3 separate regions of the Homo sapiens genome follow, and regions 2 and 3 are each linked to region 1. Evidence: chromatin loops called from intact Hi-C (ENCODE). Cell type or tissue: dorsolateral prefrontal cortex. All regions are shown on one strand. Each heading gives the region's core, and the rest is flanking DNA. Links, peaks and the distances in the headings are about the cores only.

The links. Peaks named below come from ENCODE experiments on the same cell type or tissue, not always from the same donor. Only the 100,000 strongest peaks of a DNase experiment are listed, where the experiment ranks them.
Region 2: a loop joins it to region 1, with 4 times the contacts of the local background. A loop is called at or near these places in 20 of 110 quality-filtered maps.
Region 3: it touches region 1 in a loop (8-fold over the local background); 88 of 110 quality-filtered maps call a loop at or near these places.

The regions. Positions count from the first base shown.
Region 1 is chr3:150,491,524-150,499,867 of GRCh38, forward strand. No RefSeq gene overlaps it. Among named protein-coding and RNA genes, the nearest start is that of SERP1, 51 kb to the right of the region's middle. In dorsolateral prefrontal cortex, for the core only: CTCF peaks have their summits at 4,237 (motif pointing left) and 4,443; a DNase peak (open chromatin) is centred at 3,753; H3K27ac peaks cover 548 bases.
Region 2 is chr3:149,933,306-149,941,649 of GRCh38, forward strand. The region is part of intron 8 of RNF13 (ring finger protein 13); the gene reads left to right. It also overlaps the pseudogene NPM1P29. Among named protein-coding and RNA genes, the nearest start is that of PFN2, 33 kb to the right of the region's middle. In dorsolateral prefrontal cortex, for the core only: CTCF peaks have their summits at 3,609 (motif pointing right) and 3,814; a DNase peak (open chromatin) is centred at 3,646; H3K4me3 peaks cover 268 bases.
Region 3 is chr3:150,223,540-150,231,883 of GRCh38, forward strand. No RefSeq gene overlaps it. Among named protein-coding and RNA genes, the nearest start is that of LINC01213, 11 kb to the right of the region's middle. In dorsolateral prefrontal cortex, for the core only: a CTCF peak has its summit at 4,421 (motif pointing right); a DNase peak (open chromatin) is centred at 4,412.

The sequences.
Region 1 (8,344 bases), core at 124-8,123:
GAATAGATTAAAAAATAAAATAAACGGCAAAAAGCAAAAATATGTCATAAAATACATATAAAAATACAAGGTAAAAATAGTGCTGAGGTTAACAGAAGATATCATAAAGGTAAACTTTCATTATACAATGTTTTTATTATTTTTTATTTTATTTTATTTTATTTTATTTTATTTTATTTTATTTTTGAGCTCTGTCACCCAGGCTGGAGTGTAGTGGTGTGATCTCGGCTCACTACCACCTCTGCCTCCCAGGTTCAAGCGATTCTTCTGCCTCGGCCTCCCAAGTAGCTGGGATTACAGGCGCCTTCCCCCCAACCGACCCCAAAACAATCAGCTAATTTTTTTGTATTTTTACTAGAGACGAGGTTTCACCATGTTGGCCAGTCTGGTTTCAAACTCCTGACCTCAAGTGATCTGCCCACCTCGGCCTCCCAAAGTGCTAAGATTACAGGTGTGAGCCATGGCACCTGGCCTATTTTTTTATTTTAATTTTAGAGTTGAAAATAGTTGACTAAAATAAAAAAAGAACTACACCAAAAAAAAAAAAAAATCACCTAAGCATTAAACAGCTGTGGACTGCACCCCACATTTCTAATACAGTAAATCTTAGATGGGCCTAGAGAATTTGCATTTCTAATAAATGCCCAGGTGATACTGCTGATAGTCTGAGGACTACACTTTGAGAAACACTGCTCTCACCCGTTGCTTTCAATTTTTCAAAAGATGACCCACAATGGGAGATACACTTTACATCAGAACCCAGTACTCACACATGTGTTCATCTGTAAATTTTCACAGACAACACCTAATTCTTACTATGAGCAATGACATTGATATTTTATTTCACTCTTTAAAAATTCACTAAATTGTTTGCACAACCCATCAAGCAGGTTGTAACTGGCAATCTGAAAAAATACTGAATCAGCCGGGCGCAGTGGCTCACGCCTGTAATCCCAGCACTTTGGAAAGCTGAGGCAGTTGGATCACTTGAGGTCAGGAGTTCGAGACCAGCCTGGCCAACATGGTGAAACCCTGTCTCTACTTAAAAAAATACAAAAATTAGCCAGCTGTGGTGGTGCGCAACTGTAATCCCAGTTTCTCAGGAGGCCAAGGCACGAGAATCACTTGAACCTGGGAGGCAGAGGTTGCAGTGAGCTGAGATCGCACCAACTGCACTCCAGCCTGGACGACAAAGTGAGACTGTCTAAAAAAGAAGAAAAAGAAAAAAGAAAAAAAAAACACCAAATCTGGCTTAATCTTTGAATGATATAGGTCAGTAATCTCCATATATTTTATAATCATAAACCAGTAACAGGAAAGCATTTTTGAACAGGCACCCCCTAATTTGTACATGTACAAATTATATACTTTTTTTTTTTTTTTATATTTTGTTTATTGTCTGTGATCTCCAAATAAAATATAAGATCTGTCAGATCCAAGAGAGTAGGGACTTTCTCATTTGTTCACTACTGTATCTCCAGTGTTTAGGACATTCCTTAAAAACAATAAATGTTCAATAAATGTTTATTTTAATTGAATCAGTGAATGAATAAATGAACGGATCTGATAAAACAGACTTTACAGCCAAAAGCAATTTTTTTTTTTTTCATGTGCATGCATTTTTTTTTTTTTTTTTTTTTTTTTTTTTTTTTTTTAATACTCTTAAGTTTTAGGGTACATGTGCACATTGTGCAGGTTAGTTACATATGTATACATGTGCCATGCTGGTGTGCTGCACCCACTGACGTGTCATCTAGCATTAGGTATATCTCCCAATGCTATCCCTCCCCCCTCCCCCGACCCCACCACAGTCCCCAGAGTGTGATATTCCCCTTCCTGTGTCCATGTGATCTCATTGTTCAATTCCCACCTATGAGTGAGAATATGCGGTGTTTGGTTTTTTGTTCTTGCGATAGTTTACTGAGAATGATGGTTTCCAATTTCATCCATGTCCCTACAAAGGATATGAACTCATCATTTTTTATGGCTGCATAGTATTCCATGGTGTATATGTGCCACATTTTCTTAATCCAGTCTATCATTGTTGGACATTTGGGTTGGTTCCAAGTCTTTGCTATTGTGAATAGTGCCGCAATAAACATACGTGTGCATGTGTCTTTATAGCAGCCTGATTTATAGTCCTTTGGGTATCAAATTATATACTTGTACTCAGTCAATCCATATACCAAATATTAGTAAAGCTTAACATTTTCCCTTACATTTTAGATGGAAAATTATAAGTAAAATTTCTAACATTTCCTCCAGCTCCTCAATGGATCATCTTGCCCATGTCCCCAGGACTGCATGCTCCACCTTTGAGACTCAGACACCCAGAGAGGTTGAATGAGTAGCCCAAGGTCACACAGCTGGCTTCCAGTGAGGCAATTTTAATGCTCTTAAAAAGTAAGTAGGTACTTGTTAAATGACAAGACAGTGTTGGCTTTTTATTTTTTTGCTCCAATTTTTTTTTTTTTTTTTTTTTTTTGAGATGGAGTCTTGCTCTGTCACCAGGCTGGAGTGCAGTGGCGCGATCTTGGCTCACCACAACCTCCGCCTCCCGGCTTCAAGCGATTCCCCTGCCTCGGCCTCCCGAGTAGCTGGGACTACAGGCACACACCACCACACCCAGCTAATTTTTTTGTATTTTAGTAGAGATGGGGTTACACCATGTTGGCCAAGATGGTCTCAATCTCCTGACCTCATGATCCGCCTGCCTCGGCCTCCCAAAGTGCTGGGATTACAGGCATGAGCCACCGCGCCCAGCCTTTGCTCCAATTTTTTAAAATTCCCCAAGTGTTATAGGAAGAAATGTGACATTTTTATCAAAAGGCTACCAACTTTCATATACTTTTACCAAAGTCTCAAATGTGATAAATTGTAATGATTCACAATGCCTATGAGATGAGTTTTTCTAAAACAGGCTCGTTCCAATACCCCGCCCCCATTACTTTCTAGTTACAATGACAAACTGTGCCCCACATTTCATCTGAACAATGAGACTCATGGAGAAGTTCAGCTCATTACTAGGACCTTGCTCCTAACTTCATTGCATCCAGTTCCTTGTAAATAATGAGAAGTGAACTGCAGAGTGAGGGCCATTTCCTCCTCTTTGTGATGAGCTATGGTGACTGAAACTTTTGGATCCTTCAATAGGCAGACAGAAGGGTCTGCTGTTACCCCATCTTCCCAGAGAGGAAATTCTGTCTTTGTTCCTCTGGTAGAACATCTTCACAGGGCTCTAAATAGGCACACGGGCATGTGACTGCTAGCACACGCACACGTGCACACAGTAGGTTTGATTGTCAATAAGGTTCAGAACAATTATATGGCCACTAGAATTATAACTTCCAACTACTATGAAATGAGAAACCCCCAAATAAAAAATAACAGGAATAAGGCTACCTGACCACCTGTGAATATTAACTATATCACCCCCAAATTTCTAAAGTTACAAAGAGGGAACTTTTAGAAACTCGAGTTTTTAAAGGGGTTTTCCTACCCCCTTTACATGGAGTGGGAAAAATCTTTCAATTTTGATGGAAAGAGAAATCTTCATTTTGAAATTAAACTTTGAAGTTTGAAAATAAAAGCAGAACCAATTCGCAGTTCAGAAAGGGGATGGTTGGAGGTTAATCAGCCTTTTAAAGAGCTCTGTGGGACTGCTGACCCGGATACCCTCAGTACACTTGGAGAAGAAGGATCAAAACCATGCTGGCCCCATAACAGGCATGGACCTTGGCTGTCTCTGTGTGTCAATCTCACACTCTAGGCCAGCTTCAGCCACTCAGTGTTTCACTCTGTGTATGCCTGTCTGTGTCTGTGTCTGCTTTGTTCTTCCTCTTTCTTTCTTCTCCTTGTTGTTTTGTTTTTTCCTATTTTTCTCTACTTCATCTTTCACATTCTCTAACTGGCCATAGTGTCACCTGAAAATTTTATTTTTTTTAATCTGGCTCCTGCAGGATGAAAATATATTTACTTTTTAAAAACTTATTTAAAATATACATGTTTCCCAGTTTTAATTTTAACAGATATTGATTTGAACACATTATGGCTCTCTTCAAAAATTGTGCTTGTTTTGAATTTGTATGTGATCTTTGATCTATGAAGTTTTTGGCCCTGTGAGTGGCTTATTCACAAGAGAAAAGAAAAAAAAAATTCTCCATACTCCTGATTTAAAGAATTGCTCAAATTCAATATAAAGCTCAAAATATGGGAAATACTTTAGTTTTGTTTTGTCTCCACCTGGTGGTTGTAAGTCAGAACACAAGCCCTTAATGGAACTGGAAAAATAATCACTTCAGTGCCTCCCTTATGTATATGAGATCAAATTATTTAATTAGAAAATGTTTTCAAACTGGAAAAAAGGTAATTATCACAAAAACTTTAAAAACTGATCTACGCCTTTCTTTCTTTGTTTTGCTTCCTTGTAGGAGCCAAGAATAGAGAAACTTCTTAATTTTCAAATTTCTTTCTGGGTTTACTTTCTACCAGGGGCTGGTATTTTCCCTAACCTCCTATCTTCATCCACCACAGCAAAAAGCTGCCGCCCTCCAGTCCCCTGGCTCCCCCCACTCCAGATGCATTCACAGTTTTTAGTGTAGATTCCAAATTTGGAACTGAAAAACTCACAGCCTTGAAAGTCCTACTATTGTAGCAATCTTATTTTGTTAAAAACACAAAAAAATGAACAAATAAACAATACCCAGCAGAACTCATGAAAGCCCATCACACTTTGAGCTATATACTGCATAATGAGACTCCAATGTTAATTTCTCCCCTCATCTATTATTTTTTCTGATATGCAGTATTTTTTCACTCTGCAAATATGTTGAATGAATATATTAAATATAGATGTTTATGATGCTTCTATAGAACCTTCTCATAGAATCTTATAATGTGTCTTCACACTGCAATTATTAAACAATTAATTTCAGTTACAGTTATTGTTATTTTTGGTAGTTCGTGTTCCATGAAGTTGCAAATATTGAACCACTGCTTTTAGGGGAAATATACGGTTAGGATCTTGCGAACCTCTGGTCACATTTTCATCAACTGGTCAATACACAACCTTGTTTTAGGTGTGTTGCCATTAAAGAATTTCATTATATGTATATGTGTATATATACATATGTGTATATATATATACATATGTGTGTATATATATACACACACACATATACATATAATGAAATATATATATAAAATGAAATATATATATATATATATTTTAGATGGAGTTTGGCTCTGTTGCCCAGGCTGAAGTGCAGTGGCACAATGGCAGCTCATAGCAACCTTCGCCTCCCAGGTTCAAGCAATTTTCGTGTCTCAGCCTCCCAAGTAGCTGGCACCACAGGCATATGCCACCACGCCTGGCTAATTTTTATTTTTAGTAGAGATGGAGTTTCAGCATGTTGACCAGGCTAGTCTCAAACTCCTGACCTCAAGTGATCCACCGGCCTCAGCCTCCCAAAGTGCTGGGATTACAGGCATGAGCCACTGCGCCCAGCCTAGTATATATTGTTGATTCATTAACAATGAAATCATGGCCAGCTCATACCTGAATGAAGCTTATCTAACATGTTTTATCTGTAAGACACATTGCACCCTTCTGCTTAGGAACACTAGACAGCACTTCAGCACGATGTTTGGGGCCATTTTAAACTGTGAAATCACCAACAAAAAGCACAAAAATGAGAAAAATATGGGAATAATAGACCACAAAAAGAATACTTGTTTACAATATGGGAGCCAAAATAAGAAGTCAGGGAGTCACCTTGTTCAGCCTCAGGAACGTGTGCAATAGACAATACAAATTTCTTGCTGCTTTGCACATGTCTATAAATGACCACAGAAGTGCTGCAAATATTGATTTGGGGGTTACAAGTAAATTTTAGCAGGCAGGCTATTATAGACTGTCCTGTATCCTCCCAAAATTCATATGTTAAAGCCCTAACCCCCAATGTGACTGTATTTTGAGATAGACCTTTAAGAAGGCAATTAAAGTTAAATGCAGTCTTATATAAGAGTGGGCCCTAATTTGATAGAACTGGTGCCCTTATAAGAAGAGAAAGAGATACCAGAGAAGCCTCCTTCCCTCCTCTTTCCTCTCTTCTCCTGTCTCTGTATCTCTCCTTCCCTCTTCACAACATGACCAATAGTGAGAAGGCAGCCAACTGCAAGCTGGGAAAAAAGGTCTCACTGGAAACCAAATTTTCTAGCACCCCAATCTTGGACTTATAGTCCCCAGTGAGAAAATATATTTCTGTTGCTCAAGCACCCAGTCTGTGGTATTTTGTTATGGCAGCCCTAGTAGACTGACCCAAAGGCAAATTCACAAATTCGGAATCCACAAATAATGAAGATTGACTCTATTTCCTTAATGTCAGTCTCCCTGCTGAATTGTAAGGTATCTGAGGGCAGGAGCTGGGGAACTGCTTGTTCACCACTATTACCTCAGAGTGTACTGCCTTACCTATGGTCAATACTCAATAAAGAAAACATGAATGAACAAATAAATGCAAAGCACTTTATGTAGTTTTGTTTCTTATATCTTTTCTTGCCCTCTTATTGTCTTGCTCTTTTAAATATACGGTGTTTCACAATTCTACCGTTTTCCTATTTTAATACTGCAGAGAAATTGGGATGAGTCATACAATCTGATGGTATCTTGTGTTTGCTGTTGGCCAGGCAGTAGCTGTGACAGAGATGTCATTGCCTGTGATTCATGAACCTGGTCATAGTTGTTTATATTCTCTTCACTTTACTATTTTTAATTTATTTTTCTTTTTTAGGTTTTAGAGACAGGGGTCTTGCTATGTTGCTCAGGCTGGTCTCAAACTCCTGGCCTCCTGCCTCAGCCTCCCAGAGGCTGGGATTATGGGTGTGAGCCACTGCACCTGGCTTATATACCTTCACTTCTGTTGAGTCGTGTGCATTGTTCCTATTGGATATGTTCAGCTTAAGTGCTCTTTAAAATGTCTTCAAAAATTTTACAGTATAATTCAATGCTGAAACAAAAAGGCATACAAAGAAAGGCCTAGCAAAGGTGGAAAGTAAGTTTGATTATTTGTAAAGGAAATATTCATTGTTAGAGGAATTACTATAATCCTGTGTTTTTCTATAAAGCAACAAGCAAGTAGTTTATGAGATCTAAGACAGGAAAAGACTCACAAGTAGATGAAGAGGAGCTACATTTGGTTAGGGAGATGTATGTAAAAGATGACCTGTCACCTTGCTACTCAATGACTGGTTTGCAACCAGCAGCATCGGTGCCACCTGGAAATGTATCAGACATGCAGAATTTCAGGCCTACCCCCAGACCTACTCAGTCAGAACCTAACATTTTTTAACAAGATGCTCAGGTGATTTATGTGCCCTGTCAAATTTGAGAAACATTGGCATAGCACATGCTATGAAATGCATCCTGAATATATTTGGAGATCTTGCCAAATCCTTCAGAATAGATGAAAGAATTGTCAAAGCAATGAGAGGTTAGTATAATCAATTACTGCATAAGTATTACAGCTAAGACACCACATCATAGTTTAATTGGCAACATTCCTTTTTGTTCTTAGTGATATATAAAATAATGGTCCTTCCTACAATCAGTGGCATCTTAGAATTGATGAAATACCATGGTATGGGTTCAAGACCTTTCTTCTGTTCTAAATTGTCATGGTCACAGGTGTGGAGATCCAAGAGGAGCTCGTTTTGTCTCAATGTGTAGTCACTTAAGCAGCAACCTCTCAATATTTTAGTTTCTGCTCTTAGAAGAGCCTAGATTACAACATCAGTGGAGCAGAGAGAGAGACAAAGGGCCCTTCTTCAGAGAGGAAAAATAATAATAAACCACTTCTTCATGGGTGATCAAAGTGCATGAAATAGATACTACTTTGACTGAAGATTGATGGGGGATTCAAAAGAAAGGGAAGTAGAAGATGAAAATATGCAAGAATACTCCTCATTGTGAGAGGCGAGTCTTCTTTAAATTTTTTAATTAAAAGAACTTGGTGATATTCTTCATCATTCTGGTCTCCAATGGGGGCCAGTAAATGAAAATAGACGTGGGATAAAATGCACAATTGGCTTAATATTAACAACATTTCTTTTTTCTTAAGCATTTCTGAGTTTTTATAACTACAAGCAAATGCAAAATGTTTGCAAGCCTACCCACTTCAAATCCTCAAATACATTACTTCATATTATAAAGGTTGATTTAAACCCATGGGCTCTGAAACTGACTGCCAAAGTTCATAACCCAGCACCCGCATTTAGTTCCAATGTTACTTTGAGAAAGATACTTAACCTCTCTGTATTAGCCCATTCTCACGCTGCTATGAAGAAA
Region 2 (8,344 bases), core at 57-8,056, 560 kb before region 1:
CTTTTTTAGTAATGCTAATCTATCTAGCAAGTGGTTGGTTCACAGCCCACTTGTATTCTTTTGAATGCTGCACACTTACAGCCTTAATACCACATGGAAGCCACCAAGGATTACAGCTTGCGCTCTCCAGAGTAGCTATTGTAAATGAGATTACTTTCTTATTTTTCAGATTGTTTGCTGTTGGCATATACAAATGATACTGATTTTTGTATGTTGATTTTATATCCTGCAACTGTACTGAATTTGCTATATTAGTTCTAACAGTTTCTTTTCTTTCTTCTTTTTTTTTTTTTTTTGAGATGGAGTCTAGCTTTGTCACCCAGGCTAGAGTGCAGTGGTGTGATCTCGGCTCACTGTAACCTCTGCCTGCCAGGTTCAAGCAATTCTCCTGCCTCAGCCTCCCAAGTAGCTGGGACTATAGGTACCCACGACCACGCCTGGCTAATTTTTGTATTCTTAGTAGAGACGGGGTTTCACCATGTTGGACAGGCTGGTCTCGAACTCCTGACCTCAAGTGATCCACCCGCCTCAGCCTCCCAAAGTGTTAGGATTACAGGTGTGAGCCACCATGCTCAGCCTCTAACAGTTTCTTGATGGAGTTTTCTTTGGTTTTTAAAATATACAATCATGTCATCTGTGAACAAGGTTAATTTGACTTCTTCCTTTCCAGTTTGGTAGTTTTCAGCAGTGAAGCCATCCAGTCCTGGGCTTTTCTTTGATGGGAGACTTTTAATTACTGTTTCAGTTTCATTACTTGCTATTGGTCTGTTCAGGCTTTTTCTTTCTTTATGGTTCAGTCTTGACAGGTGTACATGTCTATGAATTTGCCCATTTTTTCTAGGTTATCTAATTTGTTGGCATATAATTATTCATAAAATCTCTGATGATCATTATATTCTAGGGTATTGATTGTAATTTTTTTCATTTATACTTTGAGTGTTTTCTCTTTTTTTGTTAGTCTAGCAAAAGGTATGTGGACTTTATCTTTTCAAAAAACAATTTTTTTCTTTCAGTTATCTTTTGTATTTTTCAGTCTGAATTTTATTTCTGCTCTGATCTGTATTATTTCTTTCTACTAATTTTAGATTTTGTTTATTCTTGTTTTTCTAGTTCCTTGAGGTGGATTGTTCAGTTGTTTATATGAAGTTTTTCTCCTTTTTGATGGAGGATTATTGCTATGAACTTCCTACTTAGTATTGCTTTTGCTTGTCCCATAGATTTTGATATGCTGTGTTTCCATTTTCATTTGCTCAAAAAAATTTTTAGATTTCCTTTTTAATTTCTTTATTGACCCATTTTTTATTTAGGAGCATGTTGTTTAATTTTCACATATTTATAGTTTTCAAAGTTCCTTTTTTTTTTTTCCTGAGGCAGTGTCTCACTCTTTGGCTCAAGGCTGGAGTGCAGTTGCACAATCTCAGCTCAGTGCAGTATCCACCTCCCAAGTAGCTGAGAGTACAGGCATGCACTACTACACCCAGCTAATTTTTTTGTAGAGATGAGGTTTTACCATGTTGCCCAAGGCTGGTCTCAAACTCCTAGACTCAAGTGATCTGCCTGCCTCAGCCTCCCAGATTGCTGGGATTACAGGCATGAGCCACCACACCTGGCCCAAAGTTCCCCTTTAAAAAAGAATAAAAATCTAGTTTTATTCTGCTGTGGTCAGAAAAGATACTTGATACAATTTTGACTTTTTTGAGTTTGCTGAGACTTGTTTTTTCTCCTAACGTGATCTGTCCTGGGGAATGTTCCATGTGCTGATGAGAAGAATGTATATTCCACAGAGCTGGATGAAGTGTTCTGTAAATGTCAGTTATCATTATATAGTGATTTTTTGGGTCTCTTTTTAAGTGTTTGTTGTTTATTTTATCTGATATAAATATAGCTATTCTTGCTCTTTTTTGTTTTCCAATTGCATGGAATATCTTTTTCCACCCCTTTACTTTCAGTCTATGTGTCTTTATAGGTAAAGTGAGTTTCTTATCGGCAGCAGATCATTGGGTTCTGTTTTTCTATTCATTTAATCACTCTATGTCTTTTAATTAGAACATTTAGTTCATTTACATTGTTATTATTGATAGGTAAGAACTTCCTCCTGTCATTTTGTTGTTTGTTTTCTGGTTGTTTTGTAACTCCTTTTTTACTTTCTTTTCTTTCTTTCTCTTTCACCTTTCTTTATGATTGTGCAAATTTCTCTGGTAGTATGTTTTAATTCCTTGCTGTTTATTTTTAGTGTTACCTATTATAGGTGTTTTGCTTTGTGGTTACTATGAGGCTTACAAAAAACATCTTATAAGTTATTCTGAATATATGAGAACTCAATGTTGATCACAAAGAAAACGACAAAAAACTTTACATCGTAATTTCATCCCCCACACACATTTTGACCTCTTGTTGACACAATTTACATCTTTTTATATTGCCTGACTTTTAACAGATTGTTGTAGTTTTTACTTTGGTAGATTTAGTCTTCATACTAGAGATACCACAGTTACAGTATTAGAGTATTCTAAATTTGTCTGTATATTTTTACCAATAACTTTTATAACTTCAGATATTTTCTTGTTGCATGTTAGTGTCCTTTTGTTCCAGATTGAAGAACTACCTTTGACATTTTTTATAAGATGAATTCCTTCAGCTTTCGTTTGTCTTCAGAAGTCATTATCTCTCATTTATGGTTGAAGGATAGCTTTGCTGGGGACACTGTTCTCAGTTGGCAGTTTTTTTTTTTCCTTTAGCTTTTTAATATGTCATCCCACTCCATTCAGGCATGTATGGTTTCTACTAGATGTCCATTAACAGATGAATTAGAGCTCTTTATATGTTATGCTTCTTTTTTTTCTGCTTTTATGCTCCTCTTTTTGTTTTTGACCTTTGAGAATTTGATTATTGTATGCCTTGGGATAGTCTTACTGGAGTTTAATCTGTTTGGTAATCTTTGACCTTCCTATGCCTGGATATTTATCTTTCTATAGATCTGGAAAGTTTTCTGTTATTATTTCTTTGAATAAGCTCTGTACCCCTTGCTCTTTCTTAACTATGTCTTGAAGGCCAATGACTCTTAAATTTGCTCTTTTTAGGCTATTTTCTAGATCTTATATGTGTTCTTCCTTTTTACTCTCCTATGTCTCCTCTCTTTATATATTTTCAAATTGTCTTTGAGCTCACTGATTCTTTCTTCTGCTTGATTAGTTCTGTCAAAACCCTCTCATGCATTTTCAGTTCAGCCAATGTATTTCACAGTTCCAAGATTTCTATTTTTTTAATTTTTTAATCTGTTTGTTAAATTTTTCTGGTAAGTTTCTAAAGTGTTTTACTCTGCTATCTTGGAGTTCCCCAGGTTTCTCCAAAATTGCTATTTTGAATTCTTGATCAGAGAACTTACACATCTTCATCTCAGGTTGGTAGGGTGTCACTGGCTCCTTGCTTTGTAAATTTGGGAAGGTCGTGGTTCCCTGTTTGATGTTGTTTCTTACAGATGTACATTTATGTCTTCATATTGATTTGTTATTTATTCTAGTTTTTGCTATCTGCCTTTGCTTGGTCTTTCAGGTGTCGTTTGTTGCATTCTCTTAGACTTAGATCACTGCCTTCTTTTCAGCACTAGATGGCACCCTAAGCCCAGGTTTGCCTGGCTTTCACAAACGTTCGGCGCACTGACCATCTTGGGTTAGGGGATGTTCCAAAGGGGATTCCCTGGCTGGGGTTGGTGGGGAAGGGAATTAGCTAGGAGTTTGTGCGCAGAGGACCCGTGGAATGTGCCTCCTACTGCTGCTGATCCACTGTCCCTCTGATTTGGCATCTCCTTTGGCTGAGATGAAGAGCAGCCCCAAGTTTCCTTTGCTGGAGTTGCTAGCCCTACTTCCACGTTTGTCCATAGCTGTCTTCAGATTTTCTCCCAACAGGCACTAGCAATGCTTCCTGTGGGTTGAGGCAGGAACAGCTTTCCTGCATAGTAACCCTAGACGGTAGGGAAACTGGCTGTCTACCTTAGTCTCAGTTTCTCCAGGATAGGAACCGTAAGTCTTGGGAGACTTTTTTATCCAGTGCCTAATAACTTAAGGGAGGGGCATCATGGATAGAGAAGTCGAGGGGCATCATGGATAGAAAAGTCCATTCTCTCTTAATTTTTCACTTTTTTGTGACACCAAGGATTGTCACAGCCTCAGTTTTGAGTTCTGGAATATTGATGGTGATAATGTTGTCACTGTATAGTTGTTTTTCATTTTCTGTACGGGAAAATCAACTCAGATTGCTTCTACTCTGCCATTTTGGTAACATCACTGCATTTTACAAATTTTGATATGTTGTATTTTTATTTTCACTTAGCTCAAAATATTTTAAAATTTCTCTTGAGATTTCTTCTTTGACCTGCTTGTTACTCAGAAGTGTGTTTTTTAATCTTCACATGTTTGGGAATTTGCCAGCTATCTGTATTTATATATTATTATATATTTCTAGTTTAACTCCATTGTGCTCTGCATGGTAATATTGTAAGACTTATTTTTAAAAAATAAAGTATACTTTATGTCCCAGAATGTGGTCTCTCCGTGGATGAATGTTCCATGTGAGCTGGAAAGGAATGTATATTCTATTTCTTGTTGGATGATGAAGTAGTGTGTATATCAATTAAATCCAGTTGACTGGTGCTGCTGTTGAGTTCAACTGTGTCCTTACTGATTTTCTGCCTGCTGGATCTGTACATTTCAGATAGAGGGGTGTTGATGTCTCCAACTATAATAGCAGATTCATCTGTTTCTCCTTGCAGTTCTATCAATTTTTGCCTTATATATTTTGGCACTCTGTTATTAGGTACATACACATTAAATATTGTTATATATATAGTTATGTATATATATAATTTTTTAAAATTTTTTATTTATTTATTTTGAGACAGAGTCTCGCTCTGTTGCCCAGGCTGGAGTGCAGTGGTGCGATCTCAGCTCACTGCAGCCTCTGCCTCCCAGGTTCAAGCAATTCTCCTCCTTCAGCCTCCCAAGTAGCTGGGACTATAGGTGCAGACCACCATGCCCGGCTAATTTTTGTATTTTTTAGTAGAGATGGGGTTTCACTATGTTGGGCCAGGCTGGTCTCGAACTCCTGACCTCAAGTGATCCACCAGCTCCAAAAGTCCTGGAATTACAGGTATGAGCCACCGTGCCTGGCCATATTGTTATTATTATTTTTTTTTTTTTTGGAGAATTGATCCCTTTATTATTATGTAATGCCTCTCTATCTGTGATGATTTTTCTTGCACTGATGTCTGCTCTGTCTGAAAATATGCTTACTCTCACATTTTTTGGATTAGGGTTAGCATGATATTTTTGTCAATCTCTTTACTTTTAATCTATGTGTCTTAATTTTTTTTTACTTTATTAAAATACTGAGTTTTATTTCACATGTATATTTTTGCCTCCCCACCATTTCCATGTCTGACCACCACTACTACTATGTCCTATCATAACATTCCATACATACTTAAAACCAAGCAAAGGGTGGAGTTCCATCTTTAAAAACTAAACAGGCATTTTGGGCAACACATTCTTGGCAATAGAGCCTGGACAACATTTATCAAACACAGTAGGGAAAGTTCTCACTGCATTATAAAAAGGACAGCCAGATATCAACTGTTACAGAAATGAAATAAAATGGAAAATTTTTAACAAATTGTTTAAACTATTTTCCTAAAGAGACTTCCTCCACTGCCAGAGATTTTGAATAACCTCCTGGTCAGTCATCCGGAAGCACTCCTCACATAATTGATGAACTGCTTGCATTTTAATGTCTTCTACAGAACTAGGTCCTTTTCGTGTTTTAGGAGTTTTTTCCTGTTTTTTGAAAGATTCTTGTCCTTTTGATCTTGGTGTTGATGGTTTTCAGTCTTTTCCATTCTGATTTGACTTCTGTGCATTTTTGGCTGGAGTATCTCGTATGGATTTCCTCACTGGTGCTTTTTATCCAGTTTCCTCATCATCAAAATCATCATCATCGTCATTTTCATCATCATCTTCTGCATCAGCAGCAAGTTTTACTTTTTTCTGTGGAACTTTTCTGCCACCTCCGGGGGCAGATCGCTTTCCAGATAAACTTGAGTTTCACATACTCCTCTTCTTCATCTTCTGACTCTGCATCTTCCTCCACAGCTACTAAGTGCTGTCCACTAATATGCACTGGCTCTGAAGCACACTTCAACCGTAAGATCACCAGTGGTGTTATTTCAAGGCCCCCAGAAACCATTGGCTGTACAGACATTTTCAAAGTTGCCAGTGTTACTTTAATCGGACTGCCTTCATAATTCATTGCCTCTGTTTCAACAATATGCAATTTATCCTTTGCTCCAGTCCCTGAAATCACCGTTCTTAAAGATAACTGGTGCTCATTTTCATCATTATTCACCTTAAAGTGATAATCTTTGTCGGCCTTTTGTTGACAACTGAAAAGATAGTTCTGGGGCCTCAGAGGGCTCATGTCCATGTCCATCAAATCTTCCATGGGGTGGTGACACGCACTTAGGTGGGAGAGAAGGTGGACAGAGATAAACGACTGCTGCTCCAGAGAACAGCCGCGCAGGATGGAATCACACCAGGGTATGTGTCTTCATATTTAAAGTGGGTTTCTTTTCAACAAAATATAGCTGGTCTTATTTTTTTTATCTGATCCACTCTGACAATCTTTTGATTAGCATATTTAGGACATAGATATTTAAAGTGATTATGAATGTAGTTGGGTTAATATCTATTATATTTATCATTGTTCTGTATTTGTTGCCCCTGTTTCTGTTTTTCTCTTTCAATCTTTTTTCATCATTTGTGGTTTTAATTAAGTATTTCATAATGATTCCACTTTCCTTTCTTAGCATATTAATGTTATTTATATGTGTGTATGTATTTTCTTTTTTAGTGGTTGCCCTAGAGTTTGCATTGTACATTTACAACTAATCCAATTTGACTTTCAAATAACACTATACTTCTTTGTGGGTAGTGCAAGTTCCCAATAATAACAAAATATTCCTAATTTCTACCCTCCATCCCTTATATCATTGCTGTTATTCATTTCACTTATATATGTTATACATTCATAGCATACATAATTGAATATATTATTGCTGTTACTATTTTGAACAAACTGCTATTTGTTTGTTCACAAGTAAAATCAAGTAAGAATAAGAAAAGTAGAAGTTTTTATTTTACTTTTACTTATTTCTCCTCCAGGATGTTTACTTTCTTTATGTAGATCTAAGATTCTGACCTATATCATTTTTCTTCTCTTTAAAGAACTTATTTTAACATTTCTCACAAGTCAGTTCTGTGGGCAAAAATTACCTCAAATTGTGTTTATGAAAGTTTTTATTTTTTCTTCACCTTTTTTTGCTTGCATTTTTTATTGTAGAAAAACACATAACAATAAATTTACAATCTTAACCATTTTTAAGTGTACAGTTCAATAGTGTTAAGTATATTTACATTATTGTGCAACCAATCTCTAGAATTTTTTTCATCTTATAACACTAAGACTCTGTACCCACTAAATACTAATAATTCCCTCTTTCTCTTCTCTCCAGCCCTTGCTAACCACATTTCTGCTGTTTCTTTTCTACAATTTGACTACTTTAGATACTTCATATGAGTGGACTGATACAGTATTTGTCCTTTTGCAACTGGCATATTTTGCTTAGCATAATGCCCTCACGGTTCACCTATGTTGTGGCATGTGACAGAATATTCTTTTATTTTTAAAGATTTCATAATACTACATTTTATGTATATACCATTTTCCTTTTCCATTCGTTGTCAATAGACATTTGGATTGTTTCCACTCTACCCCTTGTCTATTATAAATAATGCTTCCATGAACATGGGTGAAAATTTATCTTTAAGATCCTGCTTTGAATTCTTTCTGGATATATATCCAGAAGTGGGATTGCTGAATCATATTCTAATTGTCTTTTTAATTTTAGGAGTATCTCCTTACTGCTTGCTCTCTGTACTACCTGCACCATTTTACATTCCCATCACCAGTGCACAAGGGCTCTCCACATGCTCAACTTACATTCTGCTCTTTTGTTAGTGGCCATTCTAGTGAGTATGAGTCGATATCTCATTGTTTTGATTTGCATTTCCCTGATGATTAGTGATGATGAGCATCTTTTCAAGTATTTATTGGCTATTCGTATATCTTCTTTGGAGAATTTTCTATCCAAGTCATTTTCTCATTTTTAAATTAGGTTTTTTTTTTTTTTTTTTTTTACTGTTGAGTTGTAGAAGTTCCTTATATAGTCTGGATATTAACCCCAAATCAGATACATGTGTTGCAGTTATTTTTGCCCAGTCCATAAGCTGCCCCT
Region 3 (8,344 bases), core at 57-8,056, 270 kb before region 1:
AGACAGCTGGGGCTAGAAGTGCTCCTGGGAAGCAGACCCTCGGGATGGGATTGTGGAATTGGATCATTTATCAGCCCAATGGTCACAAGACCCCATAGCTGGTGTTGAGTGGAGTTTTGAAAGATTCTGTAAGATTCTCATCATACTCATTTTGCGGTTGAGTTCTGTAAGATCCTCATATGCAGTGAACTAAGATGGAGTCCTCTGGAAGGAGACACATCAGCTTATGCAATAGCTCTGGCACTTGAGCAATATGGTAGCAAAAGTCTGTAGAGATGGTTAGTTGTCTTTAGCTGTAATTGGAACCGCGAAAGAAGAAAATGACAGGTTCAGATCAGCCAACCATCAACTTAGAACATAGTGTGGATGCCAGAAGGCTTCCAGGGAAGCATTTTAAAAACCTTCATCTCCTGCAGCTGGAAGGCAGATCAGGAAAAAAAAACAGGTTCAGGCCCTCTTTTTCAGAGTGTTCTAGTAACAAAGGAAGTTGAATTCACAGCCCTGGTGTATCTCCTATGGGAAGTGAGGTCCCTGATAAGAAAGATATAGGGCCCTGATACCCAAGATGGGGAGCCTGGGGTGATGTTCCTGAGAACATGAACCCCCAGATTCCCAGGAACCACTGGACTGGCAGAAGTTAGCCCCTCTTAATTGCTAGAGGAGATGATTAGACAAAGACCTCCCCTGAGTCAGGTACCTTCCCAGACAATGTTTGCTGTCCTGAAGATCTGCTCCTGCCTCTCCCCTTTGCTGTAGATCAATTATGGTCAAGTCTCAGTAAGGTTCAGGCAGCGAAGCAGCATCCCTGCAAGGGAGGAAAGCCACAGGACCTGGGTAATAAATACTGGCAGGGACTGGGAGAACATGAATGGGAATGGATCTTGACAGTGTTGAGTCAGGGTTGGCAGGGACAGAAAATAAGGCTGGATAAGGAAGAGCTTAGTGACTGAGGATTAATATCCTGGTAAAAAGCAAAGAGAATTCTCCCTTTACTACAGTAATGAGGCGTCCACTAGTTAGGGAGGCATCAGTGTCCCTGAGAACTTCTGCAGTGGTTCTTTTGCAGGAGATGCTGCCTTAGAATTGGGCTTCATAGTCAATGGGAATGATACCACGCTGGAATACCAAAGTCCAGGTGGAGGCACTGAACCATCAGAGGCAAGGTGGAAGTAATTGTCGTAATGAGAAGCACAGCAGAAAGACAACCCTGAGCCTTGACCTGCGGGGACCCCTCGGGGTGGCTGATAGACCATGGTGTGTCTGCAGGTGAGATCACGGGCAGCCAGTGAGGGCCTGGCTTGACTTATGTCACTGAAAAGATCAAGAGCAAGTGGGCAGAAGGCTGGTGTCAGCTGCTATAATAAAAATCACAATCCCTCACCCAGTTTCTGCATGTGAGTCAGCTCTAAGATCCAGGACTCATTGATTGAAGGGGAGGTCAGGTCCCTTTGAGGAAGGATGCTGCAACAAACCACACCAAATATCTGTGGTAGCTCTTCCCCCAATCCTCCCCAGAGACTCCTTTAGCCATTTACCTGAGTAATTCTACACCGGAGAAAGGAGAACCCCTAGATCTTTCAAGGACTATTAGACATAGGATCTGAGTGGACACGAATGACAGTTGACCCAAGCACCACCATGGCCCCCTGTTAGAGTGGAACATACAGAACCTTGTGATAAACGGCCCACATCAGTCTCAAAATGGGCCTCGTGGGTCCATGGACCACACAGTGGTCATTCTCCCACTCCAAAAGTATGCTGGTAAACCAGCTCTCCAAAAAGAAAGAGGAAAAAAAAAAAAGTAGGGGGAGAAAAAAGCCCTGATTTTCACATATAGCACTGGCCAATTTCAAGTCCCCAACATGAAGTCATTGCACCTGAAGTAGGAAAAAGCGCCTTTAGTCCCGAGTGTAGAAAGAGGATGGATCTGTTAAACGACCAGCAGAACTCACTTGGGAGTTGGTCAGAAATGCAGAATCTCGGGCTCATCCCAGGGTATGAATCAGAACCTGCATTTTAACAAGATCCCAGGAAATTCATATGCACTTAAAAGATGAGAAGCCCCTGCTCCAGAACTATCCATAGATCCCCAAAGAGCCTCTATTTTTTTAGGTCTAAAGATTCTACAGCAGAGAGCATTTCTATTTTAAATGAATGAAGCTGTGACTTTCTCCAATATAGTTATCACTATCCCCATCATTGTCATCATCACTGACTGTCATCATTACCATCCCCGAGCAGGATCCATTAGATACCTACTTGTTTCATGGACCATTTTTTATATTAAAAAAAAAAAAGCCCATAATAACCTGACAATGTCTTCCCCTAGCTGAGAGCATTTTGACAGATATTTTTTCGAAGTAATCAGAGTTCTTTTTTTTCTTTTTTTTTTTTTCTTGGCTGGTTTCATCCTTTGGCAGGGTTCTACAACTTATTTGCTTTCACTTAGTTTATATCACTGTCCCTGGCAATCTCCACTTTCCCCGACTCCGCAGTTCACTCTTCATCTACCCCAACGCAGCCAGCTCTTCCCTCCCGGCCCCTCCACCTTACTCGAAGGTTTCTGCTATTGTCAGAACAGCCAAAGACAACAATGCTTCAACTGGCAGGAAACAGTCTTCACCCTCTCAGGATTTCCTATTATGTGATGTGCAGCCTTTTCCAGAAACACAATTGCATCTAAAAAAAGAAACTGCCTGGATTTACCTTCATCTCAACACAATGAGTCCATGGCCACCGTAGCCTTGAACGAGGGCCAAACACTCCGAAGCGCAGAGACTCAGAATCAATGGAGGTGAAGGAAGCTGCTTCCCAGGGACTTCCAAGCAAGGGTAGGCAGCTGTTTGCTTATTCCCCATTCTTTTGTTATGTTGTTTGATTTTGCCAGTGAAGCTTGGGTAAGAGGAAGGAAAGAGGAAGAGAGGGGCTACGGACCAAGAGGAAGGAATGGAGGGGAAGGGGCTCAGGATGATCAGGAGTTGGGAGCTATAACTGTAGGGTGGAGGGGATGACTCGAGAGAAAAGGAAAAGTAGCAGGTGAGTTGTTGAATGAGGAAGGATGAACTGGAGAAGAAAGAAAGGACAGCGGAGGTTTCACCATGATTTTTAGCTGTCTCTACATAGCTGGAATGATAGAGACCTCATAGCTGGGTCATGGTTTTCTGAAGTGGAGAATGAAGAGAGTTTCAATGTCAGTGCCAGGTCTGGCAGTTGTTTATTTCCTTCTTTACACCCCATCCCCCACCCCCACCCCCACCCCCAGTAGCATACCTACCTCTGGGAAGAGAAGTTCTCACCTCTATTCTCATTCCCTTCTCTGTGTAGGGAGAGTGCAGGAGAGTGGATGATGGAGGAGGTAAAAACAGTATCTTCAGAACTAGAGAGGATTTAGGTGTCTGTCCCAGTAATCTGAGACAAGAGAAAATAAAATGCAATTAAGTTGTGGGGAAGTAAATGCAGTTAAATAGCATTAGGCAACTGTTTCAGAAGAAATCCAGGCCTGAAAATAAAGACCTGGATTGGATACTGGAGGAAGTGATCCTGTAAGAGAGATGGGGAGTTTTCAGTGGTGAAGCTAGCAGGAGACAATGTGAAGAACATTTGTAATGACCTGGAAATTCAGGAAAAAACAGAGAACTGGTGAGAATCCAGGAGGCATGTGAGTTTGATGTTACCTGAAGAGGAATCTGCGGAAGGCAGCATGTCCTTCTGGGCCTCCAACTCTCACAATTCAGAGGTGAGCAGCCTCAGGCTCTAACCCCAGCTCTTCATTCCTTGCTTCACCTCTCTAAGCCTTAGTTGGGTTCCCCATCTGTAAAACCCAGACAATAACACCCATCTCATAAGGTGTTTGCGAGGATTACAGGAGATGTAAATGAGAAGTGCCACTTCCCATACATTCTCTTCAGGGAATTTATGGGCAGAGTCAAGATTCAGGAGGTGGTAAGAAAATAGTTTCGACCTGAAGTTAGGCATTGGACCAGAGCGAAAAGGAGATGCCAAGAGGCCAGAAGTAGAGTTCAGATCAGACCTGGAATTAAAGATAAGGTGAATTTAAAAATTACTAAGACCCTAAGGATCTACACTAGGTAAGAAGAGGGAAAGTGGTGGCAGTGGGGTGGGAGCCAGGTTTTTGTGCACATTTTGCCTTGGGGCCTCACCAAAGAGGGGATGTGGGAAGTTTCTCCCACTAGAAGCCTTCCAACCTAATGTAGGAAGATGGATAGAATTAGATTATCACCATTTTGCAACCCCTAATGAATAATGAACCTAGCCACTGATCATTATGCCAGTTATTAATTTATTGCCTCTCAGCCCCACATCCACCCTTCAGTAACTGCTCTGGGGTAATGGAATGGACTCTTCAAGCATTTCCCCTTTACAGTGAGATCGATGTGAAGCTTTGTCGGTAGAGGGCGCTGGAGGGACACTGTAGGAGAAGGGGGGCTTTTCTTCCTGGTTCCAGGGTACTGACCTTTGTTTTTTGTTGCTCCAGCTGCATGGTCTGTCAACAGTGCGTGTGTGAGTTACCCAGTGGTGCTCTGCCCCAGCCATATACCCAGAATGTACAGTCCCTCAGTGACCTCAGAGCCCCAGACTCGGCCCAGTGAACCTCACCTCAGTCCTTGGGATGTGGATTAACATCTGCAGTGGAGTCTCAACTCTTCCTGGGCACTGCTTTCCAGCATCAGCTGGCCTGCACCCCAGGATGTTGTTTCCCTGGGCCCACACAACATGAGCATTGCACACCAGACCCTCCACCCATTGCACACATGAGGCCTCACCTCCCAGACTTAACGCACCTGCACTCATTGGTTTCTTTCCTGCTGGCCTGGAGGCTGTGGACCGGCTCTGGCTGGACAGCCCAGTGAACTTAACTGCTATCTAGTAGGCCACATGCTTGCCTGCTCCAATAATGTTGGAATCGCAGCCTTGGGGAAGAGCCCACCCCTTCCAGTTTTGCTTTTCCTTGAGTACTCTCCCCTAGACATAGGGTACTCTTCAGGAGTCTCTTTATGTCTTCATAGGTACTCTCTTATCTTATGGTATTAGTTCATTCTCACACTGCTAATAAAGACATACCTGAGACTGGGTAATTTATAAATGAAAGAGGTTTAATTGACTCACAGTTCCGCATTGCTGGGGAGGCCTCAGGATTATTACAATCACAGTGGAAGGCAAAAGAGAAGCAGGCACCTTCTTCATGGGGTGACAGTACAGAGTGAGTGCAAGCAGGGGAGATGCCAGACGCTTATAAAACCATCAGATCTCAAGATAACTCACTCACTATCACAAGAACAGTATGGGGGAAACCACCCCCATGATCCAATTACCTCCACTTGGTCACTGCCTTGACACGTGGAGATTATGGGGATTACAATTCAAGATGAGATTTTGGGTGGGGACACAGCTAAATCGTATCACTTATCTTAATCGTTCTTTTTATGAAACTTCCAGTATTTGAATTAACGAATGGCTTCTGTTTCTTGAGTGGATCCACAACAACACAATCACGAATGGCTGCTAACTTCACAAAGAGCCAGCCAGAACTATGTGGCCTTGTTGGAAATGTACAACACAATCTTTCAAGTATTCTTGTCAAGACATCAGCCCTGAGTCTGATCAAGCCTTAGATCTAACTAAAAGTATGCAAGAAATACACAGGGCATGGAAACATGTTAAATGACACCATGAGTATCATCAGAGAGTCCAGCCTGTGGGAAACTCCATAGGGAAAATAACCAGAATTCTTCAACAAATGAGGGAAATAATCTATAAATTCAGAGACTTAAAAGGCACTAATTAAAATCTATGGACCTTGCTAAAGGCATCACACTACCTGAATTTAAAACATACTACAAAACCAAAACAGCATAGTACTGGCATGAAGACAGACACACAGACCGCTGGAACAGAATAGAGAACCCAGGAATAAATTTACATATTTACAGCTAATTGACTTTCAACAAGGCACCAAACATTTACTGAGGAAAGAACAACTGCTTCAATAAATGGTGCTGGGAAAACCGGAGATCCATATGCCAAAAAATGAAACTAGACCTCGATCTCTCAACAGACAAAATTCAAATCAAAATGGATTAAAGAGTTAAATGTAAGACTTGAAACTATGAAACTGCTAGAAGAAAATATTGGGGAAACTCTACAGGACATTGTTCTGGCCAAAGATTTTCTTGGGTAAGATCTCAAAGCAGAAGCAACCAAAGCAAAAGTAGACAAATGGGATTACATCAAGCTGAAAGCTTTTGCAGAGCAAGAAAACAACCAATGGAGTGAAGACACAACCTATAGAATGAGAGGAAATATCTGCAAACTATTCATTTGACAAGGGGTTAATAACCAGAATATATAAGGAGCTCAAACAACTTAATAGCAAAGATATATATATTATTTTAAAAATGAGTGAATCATCCGAATAGATACTTCTAAAAAAAAAATACAAATGGCAAACAAGTATATGAAAAAAATGCTCAACATCACTAATCATCAGGAAAATGCAAATCAAAACCACAACGGGATATCGTTTCACTTCAGTTAAAATAGCTGTTATCAAAAAGATAACAGCTTTTTGATAACAGGAATACTGTTATGGAATACTATTCGGCCATAAAAAGAATAAAATCCTGGCTGGGTGCAATGGCTCACACCTGTAATCCCAGCTACTCAGGAGGCCGAGGCAGGAGAATTGCTTGACCCTGGGGGCAAAGGTTGCAGTGAGCCAAGATTGTGCCACTGCACTCCAGTCTGGGCGACAGGGCAAGACTGTGTCTCAAAATAAATAAATAAATAAATAAAAGAATAAAATCCTGTCACTTGAAACAACATAGATGGAGCTGAAAGTCATTATGTTAAGTGAAATAAGCCAGTCAAGGAGCTAATCAGGTGGTTCTTATGGAGGTAGAGAGTAGAAAGATTATCAGAGGCTTGAAAGACTAGGGGAGCAGAGGATGAAGAGAGGTTGGTTAATGGGTGAAAAATATACAGTTAGAAGGAATAAGTACTAGTTTTTGATATCACAGCAGGATGACTATAGTTAACAATCATTTATTGTATATTTCAAAATAACTAGAAGAGAAGATTTGCAATGTTCCCAACACAAAGAAGTGATAAATATTTGAGATGATGAATATTCTAAATAACCTGATTTGATCATTACACATTATATGCATGTATCAAAATGTCACATGTAGCCTATGAATATGTACTGTTGTTACATATCAATAACAAATGAATAAAACTTATGGTCCTTAGATCTTGATTCAAACAAATTTTTTGAAAAAGATTTATGAGGCAATGGAAAAAATGTAAACACTGGCTAAATATTTGGTGATATCAAGGCAATTATTTTTAAAAATGTAAGAGCTAATGGAGAAAATATGAACACTGAATATTTACATTAAGAGAGTTATCTTTCTAAGTGATGATAAGATTGTAGATATTTTTAAGAGTTTTAGTCTTTTACATTTACTTAGTAAAATATTAACAAATGAAATAATGTAATAGGGATTTGCTTCAAAATAATCCTTGCCTGGGATAGAAATAGGTGGGAGAATATATTGGCCATGAGTAGATATATTGAAGCCAGATGGTGAATACATGGATTTTTTTTTTAAATTTTGATGCTCTTACAAATTGACTAAAAAAAAAAAAAAAAAAAAACAAAAAGCAACCTAACTGAAAAATGAGCAAATGAGCAAAGGGCATAAATAGGTAATTCAAAACACATGTGTAAAAGTGCTCAACCTAGCTAGCAATAAAAAAACAATGAAAGATCAGTAAGAATGTGGAGAAACAGGTATTCCCTCTGGTACTACCAAATTGATGGACAAATTTTTTTTTTTTTTGAGACGGAGTCTCACTGTGTCGTCCAGGCTGGAGTGCAGTGGTGCAATCTCAGCTCACTGCAAACTCCGCCTCCCAAGTTCACACCATTCTCCTGCCTCAGCCTCCCGAGTAGCTTGGACTACAGGCGCCCACCACCATGCCCAGCTAATTTTTTAGTAGAGACGGGGTTTCACCGTGTTAGCCAGGATGGTCTCGATCTCCTGACCTTGTGATCCACCCACCTCGGCCTCCCAAAGTGCTGGGATTACAGGCGTGAGCCACCGCACCTGGCCATTGATGGACAATTTGACAAAAATTTTTCAAAAGGTAAAATTTGCATTTTCCTAAACCCAACAGTTTAGCTTCTAGATACCTATATTAGAGAAACTGTCAAATATGTAGACAAAAATATGAGCTTATTGCAGCATTTTTTAGAGTAGTGAAACTTTACAGGCAAACTAAATATCCATCAATGGAGGAGTGGTTCACAAAAAGAAGTAAA